2 separate regions of the Homo sapiens genome follow, and region 2 is linked to region 1. The links are chromatin contacts, found by Hi-C or POLR2A ChIA-PET in ENCODE. All regions are on one chromosome and are shown on one strand. Each heading gives the region's core, a stretch centred on a gene start or an enhancer-like site at or near the end of the contact. The rest is flanking DNA. Distances are from core to core; before and after follow the strand shown.

The links. A loop is a pair of places that touch in the nucleus more often than their neighbours do. ChIA-PET counts read pairs that join two places held with the same protein, here RNA polymerase II (POLR2A). Pooled maps may share reads with other maps.
Region 2: a loop to region 1 is called in a pooled map, with 1.9 times the contacts of the local background. The contact joins two enhancer-like sites. A Hi-C loop is called at or near these places in 1 of 168 maps with a recorded cell type or tissue (cardiac septum), 1 of 37 single-sample maps with no recorded cell type and 1 of 50 pooled maps. POLR2A ChIA-PET finds 5 or more read pairs at or near these places in 7 of 52 experiments (A549, GM10248, GM12878 and 4 more).

What each region holds. Positions count from the first base shown.
Region 1 is chr22:42,916,909-42,922,048 of GRCh38, forward strand. All of the region lies in intron 1 of PACSIN2 (protein kinase C and casein kinase substrate in neurons 2), which reads right to left. Among named protein-coding and RNA genes, the nearest start is that of ARFGAP3, 62 kb to the left of the region's middle. Within about 2 kb of position 1,748, at least 6 of the 41 ENCODE cell types and tissues checked have a DNase peak (open chromatin) inside an H3K27ac peak, as active enhancers do.
Region 2 is chr22:43,083,434-43,088,827 of GRCh38, forward strand. All of the region lies in intron 1 of TTLL1 (TTL family tubulin polyglutamylase complex subunit L1), which reads right to left. Among named protein-coding and RNA genes, the nearest start is that of TTLL1, 3.3 kb to the right of the region's middle. Within about 2 kb of position 2,543, at least 4 of the 41 ENCODE cell types and tissues checked have a DNase peak (open chromatin) inside an H3K27ac peak, as active enhancers do.

The DNA of each region.
Region 1 (5,140 bases), core at 498-2,997:
GACTGGGGCTGGGTTTGATTTTTGTTTTCCTGTCATTGTTGCTACTGGGATAAGCACTTTTGGTGACGCTGCCACCTGCCACTGTGACCTTGCCACCAGCCCTCCCTTCTTCAACAGCAAAGAAGCCAGTCATACCCACCCCTATGGCGACTCCTCATGTGCCAGACACTGCGCCCCATGCACTACACGCGTGCACTCCATTTAGTCCTAACAACTCTATGGGGTAGCGGTTTCGCCATGGGCATTGTCAAAGCAAGGAACCTGGGGCATACAAAGGGTTGGAGCTTGCCCAAGCAGCGGAGTTGAGACCTTAATAAAGGCAGGCTGACAGCAGTCATGCTCTTAACCACTGATCTTAACCACCTCAGTGCTGAGTTCAAATCTTCTAGAACATATAACATGAAAAACTAAATATCGGTCAGACACGGTGGCTCACACCTGTAATCCCAGCACTTTGAGAGGACAAGGCAGAAGGAATGCCTAAGCCCAGGAGCTCAAGACCAGCCTGGGCAACATAGTGAGATCCCATCTCTACAAAAAGTAGAAATTAAAAAAAATTAGCCAAGCATGGTGGCACGCACCTGTGGTCCCAGCTACTCAGGAGGCTGAGGCGAGAGGATTGCTTGAGCCCAGTAGGTCAAGGCTGCAGTGAGCTATTATTGTGCCACTGCACTCCTGCCTGGGCAACAGAGCAAGACCCTATCTCAAAAAAACCAACCAAACAAAAAAAAAAGTGAACACGCACTGCTCTGCGGTGTGCCGTGATGAACTACTGCTATAGTCCTATTTCCAGGCACAGTCTGTCGATCTTGGCCTTTCAGAAGATGTTAGTAAGCCATGGTGGTTTAATCTGCATTTCCCTCACTGATTGGTACTCTTTTCTTTTTCTTTTTCTTTTTAGAGATGGGATCTCACTATGTTGCCCCGGCTGGCCTTTAACTCCTGGGCTCAAGGGATCCTCCTGCCTCAGCCTCCCAAGTAGCTAGGACTACAGAGTGTGTGCCACTGCCTGGCTATGCTCTATCTTTTTATGCCTTAATGGTGCCATTTGTTGCACGGGAACACTCAGTCCCAGGGCAACTGTATTTAAATATAATGTTTACTGCACCAATATTATCCCCACTTGCCTGGCAGAATCGTGGTGAGGGTCAACTGAGAAGGATGTGAAAATGCTTTGTAAAGTAAAAATGTCCTTTGCAGGTAACAGTTGCTATGGTGGGCATGACCCCATCCTGAGTAGGAACCAGCTGCACACCAGGGCCACTGCAGACAGGCCACACCCTAGAATAGCCATGCTCAACCTCATAGGGAGTCCAAGGAGCTAGAAGAGCTGCCTCATGGCACCATGCAGTGTTCAAAAGCTATTTGATGACTGAATTATATCCCCCAAAGACAGCTATATTGCCTGGAGTCTGCCATGTTTGCATCAAACCAAGCAAGACTGCTCCACCTGGGAGCCCAAGCTACAAATTTTCTAGAAGTGGGATAAACCACCATCCAAGCAGCTACCAGCTACTCAGTACCTCTCAGCACCAACAGATGGGTGAGGTGAACTTCAGATATATTATTTTTGTACCTCAAAAATCCTATAAAAGATGTATTATTGTTTCCATTTGATGAAAAGGCAACCAAGATACAGATAATTCAAATCACTGGTCACAGACCCATAGCTCTTAAGTGCTAGGCTGAGACTCAACCCAGACCATCAGACTCCACGCTGCCCAACTCCAACAAGACACCACATGCCCAGCTACCAGGCATTTCCAGAATCCGGCAATCTCTGGCAGCGAAAAGAAGAAAGGGCAGGAGGATTCTCCAGAGTCCCACCACCTGCCAGGGAGGCTGGAGCCTCAGGGCTTCCACATTGACCCTGATCTCTACCACATCCCCAAAGGCGCTGGGCCTGTCAGGAAGTACTACTATAATTTTTTTTTGACACACACATGTCCTTAACCATAAAAATGAATCTGCTTGCAGCACCCTCTCAGCTGAAGAAACACATAAGCTGAGGAGACTGAGAGGCTTCTGAGAGCGATTGTTTCTTCAAAACGAGGTCAGGTAGGGCATGTTTCCTGGCTCTGCTTCATTCATTCTTCCAGGTTGAGCCGACTACAACGACCTTTACCATACCTGTGCACACGTATGGGACAAGCTGCTCTTTAATGCCAAACAGTGCTGGAGCCTTTGGAAATCAATTTATTAATGCAAAAAATATGTAAAATGTGTATTTAATAATTAATTGGGGGCTTCTCATCTGGAAGGTAAAGTTCCTGGGAAGAGAGTGTGATATTGAGTCGAAAATGAGTCTCAGCTCCACCTCTGTAATTCAGCTATTTGTCCCCTCTGAGAGCCACTGTCCTTGTCTGTAAGGCAGTACAACATGGGCTCTCATTACCTCCCAGGGTATTAAGAGGCTCGGGGCGACAGCTGTGAAAGAATTTTGAGAAAGTGCAAAGTGACAGACAAATGAGTCATCCCTGGTCTTTCCAAGGACAGGGACTCATCTGGCACTTCTTTTGCACATTTCAGACTGTCTGGCACCCAGTGGTTGACTGATTATTTCTTCCTAAAGAAACTGAACTCAGGCTGGGCGTGGTGGCTCACGCCTGTAATTCCAGCACTTCGGGAGGCTGAGGCAGGCAGATCATGAGGTCAGGAGTTTAAGACCAGCCTGGCCAACATGGTGAAACTGTGTCTCTACTAAAAATACAAAAATTAGCTGGGTGTGGTAGCATGCGCCTGTAATCTCAGCTACTCAGGAGGCTGAGGCAGGAGAATCACTTGAACCCGGGAAGTGGAGGTTGTAGTGAGCCGAGATTGCACCACTGTACTCCAGCCTGGGTGACAGAGCAAGAACCTGTCTCAAAAAAAAAAAAAAAAAAAAAAAAAGAAAGAAAGAAAGAAAAAGAAAAAGAAACTGAGCTCAGCCAGGCACGGTGGTTCACGCCTGGAAATCTCAACACTTTGAAAGGCCAAAGCAGGTGGATCACTTGAGGCCACCCTGGGCAACACAGTGAGACCACCATCTCTAAAAAAAAAAAAAAGAAAAATTAGCCAGGGGTGGTGGTACACACCTGTAGTCCCAGCTACTCAAGAAGCTGAGGTGGGAGGATCACTTGAGCCCAGGAGCTGGAGGCTGCAGTGAGCTACGATCATACTGCTGCACTCCAGGCTGGGTGACAGAGTGAGACCTGGTCTCTAAAAGAACTTTAAAAATTAAAAATAAGAAAGAATCTAAAAAAGAAAAAAAGAAACTGAGCTCCAATACCGGAATTCAATGCTGAATGAGTTCTGTGAACTCTGAACAAGGGCTACACGTGAGGGAGACTGTTCCTGCACACACTCCAGACCTGAACTCACTCTCACGGGCTACCCTGGGTGCCATGCAAGATGAATCAGAAGCATGCCATCCGAATTCCAACAAGTGATTTTGAAATAAACTTTTAGAATGGGGTGGTGTGTGCTGAGTTATTCTGGATTCTTTCCCATCACAATGGCAAAAACATGTAAGAAAATATGTTTCCCATGTAGTTCCTCTGAATTTATTTCTTTTCCAAAATAATGACATTACAGCATGGCTATTTTAGTGTCACTTTTTGGAAAGAAACAAATTCAAGGGAGGCAAACATACCTCCTTCTCCTTCCTCCCAAAGGCCTGCTGAATTAAGAGGTGGAAGCTGTAACAACGCAGAAACAAGGCCGCACCGCCCATGGTGGAGGACGTGCTGGAAGAGAGCAGCCAGGTGTGCACCAGGAGAAGAAAACCACCTAAAAACGCCAGTGCTGGAGACAGGCCTTGGCAGGGTAGGAACGCCAAGCTCAGGGTTGAGAAATGCAAAGTTGTGAGTGGCAGGGGTGAGGGTCAATTATCATGAATTATCACACTTTTTTTTTTTTTTTTTTTTTTTTTTTGAGACAGGGTCTCGGTCTGCCGCCCAGGCTGAAGTGCAGTGGTGTGATCACAGCTCACTGCAGCCTCAACCTCCTCAGCTCAAGTGATCCTCCCACCTCGGCCTCCCCAGTAGCTAGAACCACAGGCATGCGCCCAGCTAATTTTTGTATTTTCCAGTAGAGACGGGGTTTCGTCGTATTGCCCAAGCTGGTCTTGAACTCTTGGGCTCAAGTGATCCACTGTGCCTGCTCCAGGGTCATTTTTAAAAATGTATTTGGGCCAGGTGCAGTGGCTCACGCCTGTAATCCCAGCACTTTGGGAGGCCGAGAAGGGCAGATCATGAGGTCAGGAGATAGAGACCATCTTGGCTAACACGGTGAAACCCTGTCTCTACTAAAAATACAAAAAGTTAGCCAGGCGTGGTGGCACACGCCTGTAGTTCTAGCTGCTCGGGAGGCTGAGCCAGGAGAATCATTTGAACCCAGGAGGTGGAGGCTGCAGTGAGCCGAGATTGTGTCACTGTCGCCCACCCTGGGCGACAGTGTGAGACTCCGTCTCAAAAAAGAAAAAAGAAAAAAAAAAAAAAAGCTGCATTTGGAGCCAAGCCATCAAGTACAGATGACTTTCAGGGAAACCCACCTGGGGCATTGCCCAGACTCTTACAGAGATGTGGCCACTCTCCCATTTAGGGGAAGGGCCAAGAGGGAACCAGCTCAGCTTCCTATGCCATCAGCCCTACCCTTTCATAAAGTTCAAACTGAAATCAGGGGAAAACAAATACTTGAGGGAACAAGAGAGAAATTCTAATGAAATCTGATGAGAATTCTTGGAGAGACTCAAGGGTTATGTACCCATAAAACACAAACAGGCTGCTATGAAAAGGGAGCAATCAGGAGCCAGAAAATAGCTTTTCTAACTTTTGGAAACTTCATTTAGAAGCTTTTTTTTTTTTTTAGACAGAATCTTGCTTTGTCATTGCCCAGGCTGGAGTGCAGTGGCGCGATCTCAGCTCACTGCAACCTCCGTCTCCCGGGTTCAGGCGATTCTCCTGCCTCAGCCTCCCGAGTAGCTGGGATTACAGGCGCTCACCACCATGCCAGGCTAATTTTTGTATTTTTAGTAGAGACGGGGTTTCGCCATGTTGGCCAGGCTGGTCTCGAACTCCTGAACTCAGGTGATCCACCTGCCTCAGCCTCCCAAAGTGCTGGGATTACAGGTGTGAGCCACCCAACCCTTTTGTTCTAAGGG
Region 2 (5,394 bases), core at 1,293-3,792, 170 kb after region 1:
TAAAACAAACATAGGCTGGCCAAGTGGCGTGGCTTACACCTGTAATCCCAGCATTTTGGAAGGCCGAGATGGGCGGGTCACCTGAGGTCACGAGTTCGAGGCCAGCCGGACCAACAGAAACCCCGTCTCTACTAAAAATACAAAATTAGCTGGGTGTGGTGGCGCTTGCCTGTAATGCCAGCTACTCGGGAGGCTGAGGCATGAGAACTGCTTGAACTCAGGAGGCGGAGACAGCGGTGAGCCAAGATCGCACCATTGCACTGCAGCCTGGGCAACAAGAGCAAACTCCATCTCAGAAACAACAACCACAACCACAACAATAAAAACCCACTGGCAAGGGAATGAGCATATCAAACTGGCTTAGGCTAATTAGGATTTATTCCTGAGTTGGGGATATGATCACCTTCCCTGAGCAAAATTCTTGATTTAATTAATCAAGAAAAAAAATGAAAAAAGGATATGTGTCAGCTACAAGTGTCTTAACAGATCAGCTGAGCCAACTGAGATTTAACAAGTTGAGACTCTCAAAGCAGTTTGGTTAATTTCCTTGACATTATTTACTAATGCTTACCAAATTGCTACTCTGTGTCATACTTTCTACTAACCATTTTACCTAACAATATCATGGCATTAAAATAAACTAAATCCTTATTCTCGTCAAAAGGGATGCCACGGAAGATAGAAACAGAGTTCCTGTCTTCTGAAAAAACTCTAAACATATTTTTTTTCTTTTTTGAGATGGAGTCTAGCTCTACTGCCCAGGCTGGAGTGCAGTGGTGCAATCTTGGCTCACTGCAACCTCCGCCTCTCAGGTTCAAGCGATTCTCCTGCCTCAGCCTCCTGAGTAGCTGGGATTACAGGCACCCGCCACGATGCCCAGCTAATTGTGTATTTTTAGTAGAGGTGGGGTTTCACCATGTTGTCCAGGCTGGTCTTGAACTCCTAACCTCACGTGATCCATCCACCTCAGCCTGCCAAAGTGTTGGGATTACAGGTGGCTCAGAGCTACTGTGCCCAGCTGACACCTTTTTCCTTCTTTCTTTGCAGGCTCCCCACCTGCTTTTTCTAGGTTTCTTTTCTTTTTTTGAGATGGAGTCTTGCTCAATCGCCCAGGCTGGAGTGCAGTGGCGCGATCTTGGCTCACTGCAAGCTCTGCCTCCTGGGCTCACGCCATTCTCCTGCCTCAGCCTCCCGAGTAGCCAGGACTACAGGCGCCCGCCACCACGCCCGGATAATTTTTTGTATTTTTAGTAGAGATGGGGTTTCACCGTGTTAGCCAGGATGGTCTCGATCTCCTGACCTTGTTATCTGCCCGCCTCAGCCTCCCAAAGTGCTGGGATTACAGGCATGAGCCACTGTGCCCAGCCTTTTTTCTAGGTTTCAACCACAAGCTTCCAATCTCTTATCATCAGGTGGTTAGGTTGGAGTAATTCTAGCCAGGGCCCTGGCTGGGCACTGGAGCTCAACCATGCCTGCACAGAGTAAGGAATGACAAATTTATATCATCATTAAGAACAAAAGCTGCCACCTTTTTTTTTTTTTTTTTTTTTTTGAGATGGCATCTTGCTCTGTCGCCCAGGCTGGAGTGCAGTGGCGCGATCTCAGCTCACTGTAACCTCCACTTTCCAGGTTCAAGTGATTCAAGCGATTCTCCTGCCTCAGCCTCCCGAGTAGCTGGGACTACAGGCGCATGCCACCATGCCCGGCTAATTTTTTGTATTTTTAATAGAGACGAGGTTTCACTGTGTCAGCCAGGATGGTCTCCATCTCCTGACCTCGTGATCCGCCTGCCTCGGCCTCCCAAAGTGCTGGGATTACAGGTGTGAGCCACCGCGCCTGGCAAAGCTACCACTTATTAAGCTCTAGCATGTGTCAGGTACTGGGTGGGGTAGTTTATGAATATTCTTCTCCACTGTGTATATTATCGTCTCATGTGATGCCCAAAGGCAGATGATATGATTTGTCTGTATCCCAATCTCAACTTGACTTGTAATAATCCCCACGAGTCAAGGGCAGGGCAAGGTGGAGATAAACGAATCATGGGAGTGGTTCCCCCGTACTGTTCTCGTGGTAGTGAATAAATCTTGTGAGATCTGATGGTTTTATAAATGCGAGTTCCCCTGCACAAGCTCTCTTGCCTGCCACCATGTATAATGTGCCTTTGCTCTTCCTTCATCTTCCGCCATGATTGTGACTGAGTCAATTAAACCTCTTCCTTTTATAAATTACCCAGTTTTGGGTATGTCTTTATTAGCAGCATGAGAACAGACTAATACAGCAGGAATTCTCCGCATTTTACAGATGAGGAAAATGGGGGCCAGAGAATAAAAAGAAGAGGAGAGTGTGCAGCCTGTGGACAGCCTACACGCTTCCCTCCCACACCAGATGGCAACTGTTATTTCACATGTGCCTCCCACATTAGATAGCAACCTCCTGCGGGGCAGCAGAGTGGGCTGGCTCAGGAGCGGGCTGGCTCAGGAGTGGGCTGACTCGTGTCTGTTCTCATGTCGGGCACGCAGCCAGCCAGGCCTAGCGTGGGGCTCCAAAATCGTGTGTAGACAAGTGATCCACCGGGCCACGCCCCACAGTGTGGAAGAATGGGTGATTCCTTCCCAACCCTAAGCAATACTAAGCCGTTTTCCTTAGAAAAGTAAATAAATACCTGATATCAGATTGTTTTATTGTTGCTTCCTCCTAAAACAGAAAACGGAAGTGGGGTTAAGGGTACTGAGTAACGTGTTATTATCTCTCCTGGTTCACGTGAATTGATGCATCTGAATCTTACGTCACTTTCTAAACTGAGCATCATAAAAACCTAACCAGGAAAAACAGAGTGACATATTGACCTTTTATGTTGAATGCAGCTCACAATTGGAGTTGGGGCTGTCACCACCTGAAGTGTGTCAACCACAGAAAGCCATCCTGAAACCAGAGAGCTGCTGGTTATTTTCAGAAGACAACCTGGGTCTCGCTCCTGGGGCAACTGGGTAGGATCGTCATGAGCTCAAAGAGAAGGTTTCCCATGAACACCCTGGATATCAGGGCCACTGGTGGTCTAACTTCTCATCCACCCACACAGCCCTGACAGCCACTCAGTGCCAGGCCTGTAACAGACAGACATTAAACTGAGAGCCCAGATGGGGGCGAGGAGCACAGGAGACACATTTAACAAGCTGTAAGGCCTGCCTGCAGCAAAGGGCTTCAACAACACATCACAGTTCAACTGTGGCCGGGGAAGGAAGGGATGGTTAATTTGATCCAGCAGCAAATCAGGTCAGCTCCACTCCAGAAGATTCCAAATCCATCCTCCACTCCCATAATGTCCCCTCTCTCCTGGGCAACTGCAGCAGGCCCCACTCTGTCCCCTGCTACTCTTCTCACTCCACTACAACCCATTTCCCACCCAGCAGCGGACCAATGTGTGACACACACAACACTAACCATGTCACCCTGCTCACTACCCCACAGTAGCTTCATACTGCATTCAGAATGAAGCTAGTGGTCCTCCATGGCCTACGAGGCCAGCCCTGCAGATCTGGACCATCACCTCTTAGGCCTTGTCTCTCACCAACCCTCTTTAGCCCCTGGCCTTCTTTCAGCTCCTGACACCCCACAGGCTGCATTTTGTCTTAAGCCTTTGCTCGTCCTCCAGATCTGTCCCTTCTCAAAAGTCAACTGCTCAGAGTGGCTTTCCCCAACCACTCAATCTCAATCCTCCTGACTCCACCACATTGTCACTTTATTTTCTCCATGGCACTTGGGTTGTAAGCAATCATTTAGTCCAGTGCTACTCAAAGCATGGCCCACATGTGAGCAGCACCTGGAGCTTGTTAGAAATACAGATTCTTTGGGAGGCCAAGACAGGTGGATCACCTGAGGTCGGGAGTTCGAGACCAGCCTGGCTAACATGGTGAAACCCCGTCTCTACTAAAAATACAAAATTAGCTGCGCGTGGTGGTGCACATCTGTAATCCCAGCTACTCAGAAGGCTGATGCACGAGAATCACTTGAACCTGGGAGGTGGAGGTTGCAGTGAGCTGGCATCACGCCACTGCACTCCAGCCCGGGCAACAGAGTGAGACTCCATCTCAAAAAAAAAAAAAAAAAGAAATACAGATTCTTAGCAGGGCACGGTGGCTCACGCCTGTAATCCCAACACTTTGGGAGGCCAAGGTGGGTAGATCACCTGAGGTCAGGAATTCAAAACCAGCCTGGCCAACATGGTGAAACCCTATCTCTACTAAAAATACAAATATCAGCCGGGCGTGGTGGTGGGCGCCTGTAATCCAAGCTATCTGGGAGGCTGAGGTGGGAGGATTGCTTGAACCCGGGAGGCAGAGGTTGCAGTGAGCCAAGATCGCACCACTGCACACTCCAGCCTGGGTGACAGAGTGAGACGGTCTCAAAAAAAAAAAAAAAAAACCAAGAATATGGCCAGGCACAGTGGCTCACGCTTGTAATCCCAGCACTTTGGGAGGCCGAGGTGGGCGGATCACCTGAGGTCAGGAGCTCGAGACCAGCCTGGCCAACATGGCGAAACCCCATCTCTACTAAAATTTAAAAAATTAGCGGGGCATGGTGGCGCGTGCCTGTAATCACAGCTACATGGGAGGCTGAGGCAGGAGAATCGCTTGAACCCAGGAGGCAGAGGTTGCAGTGAGCCGAGAGCGACCGCACTCCAGCCTGGGCAACAAAGCAAGACTCCGTCTAAAAATAAATAAATAAATAAATAAAGTAATAACAATGTCAGTGATGACTTCATGTTGAGCAGGGCATTCGTTCACAGCGGTATTGTCACTGTCCATCTCCACGCCCGCACTGGGTGACAGTACCATGCTCCACAGTGACTGCTTACCAGTGTCTGTAATTTGAGGGCAGAGAAGGGCCCATCTTTTTTTTTTTTTTTTTTTTTTTTTTTTTTGAGACAGAATCTCGCTCTGTCGCCCAGGCTGGAGTGCAGTGGCGCAATCTCGGCTCACTGCAAGCTCCGCCTCCCGGGTTCACGCCATTCTCCTGCCTCAGCCTCCCGAGTAGCTGGGACTACAGGCCCCCGCCACCATGCCCGGCTAATTTTTTTTTTTTTGTATTTTTAGTATAGACGGGGTTTCACCGTGTTAGCCAGGATGGTCTCGATCTCCTGACCTCGTGATCCTCCCGCCTCGGCCTCCCAAAGTGCTGGGATTACAGGCGTGAGCCACCGTGCCCGGCCGGGGCCCATCTTTTTGTACCGCCACAACCCGGCACCATAATGTGCTCATCAAACGTTTCCTGAGCAAAGAACCTGCTTTGCAAATGCCAAAAGGGCTAACAATGATAAGATACTTTCACTTCCAGAATTAATCTCCTCTAATGCCCCAGCTACTCTATGGAAAAGGATGACTACCCCGCCCTGCC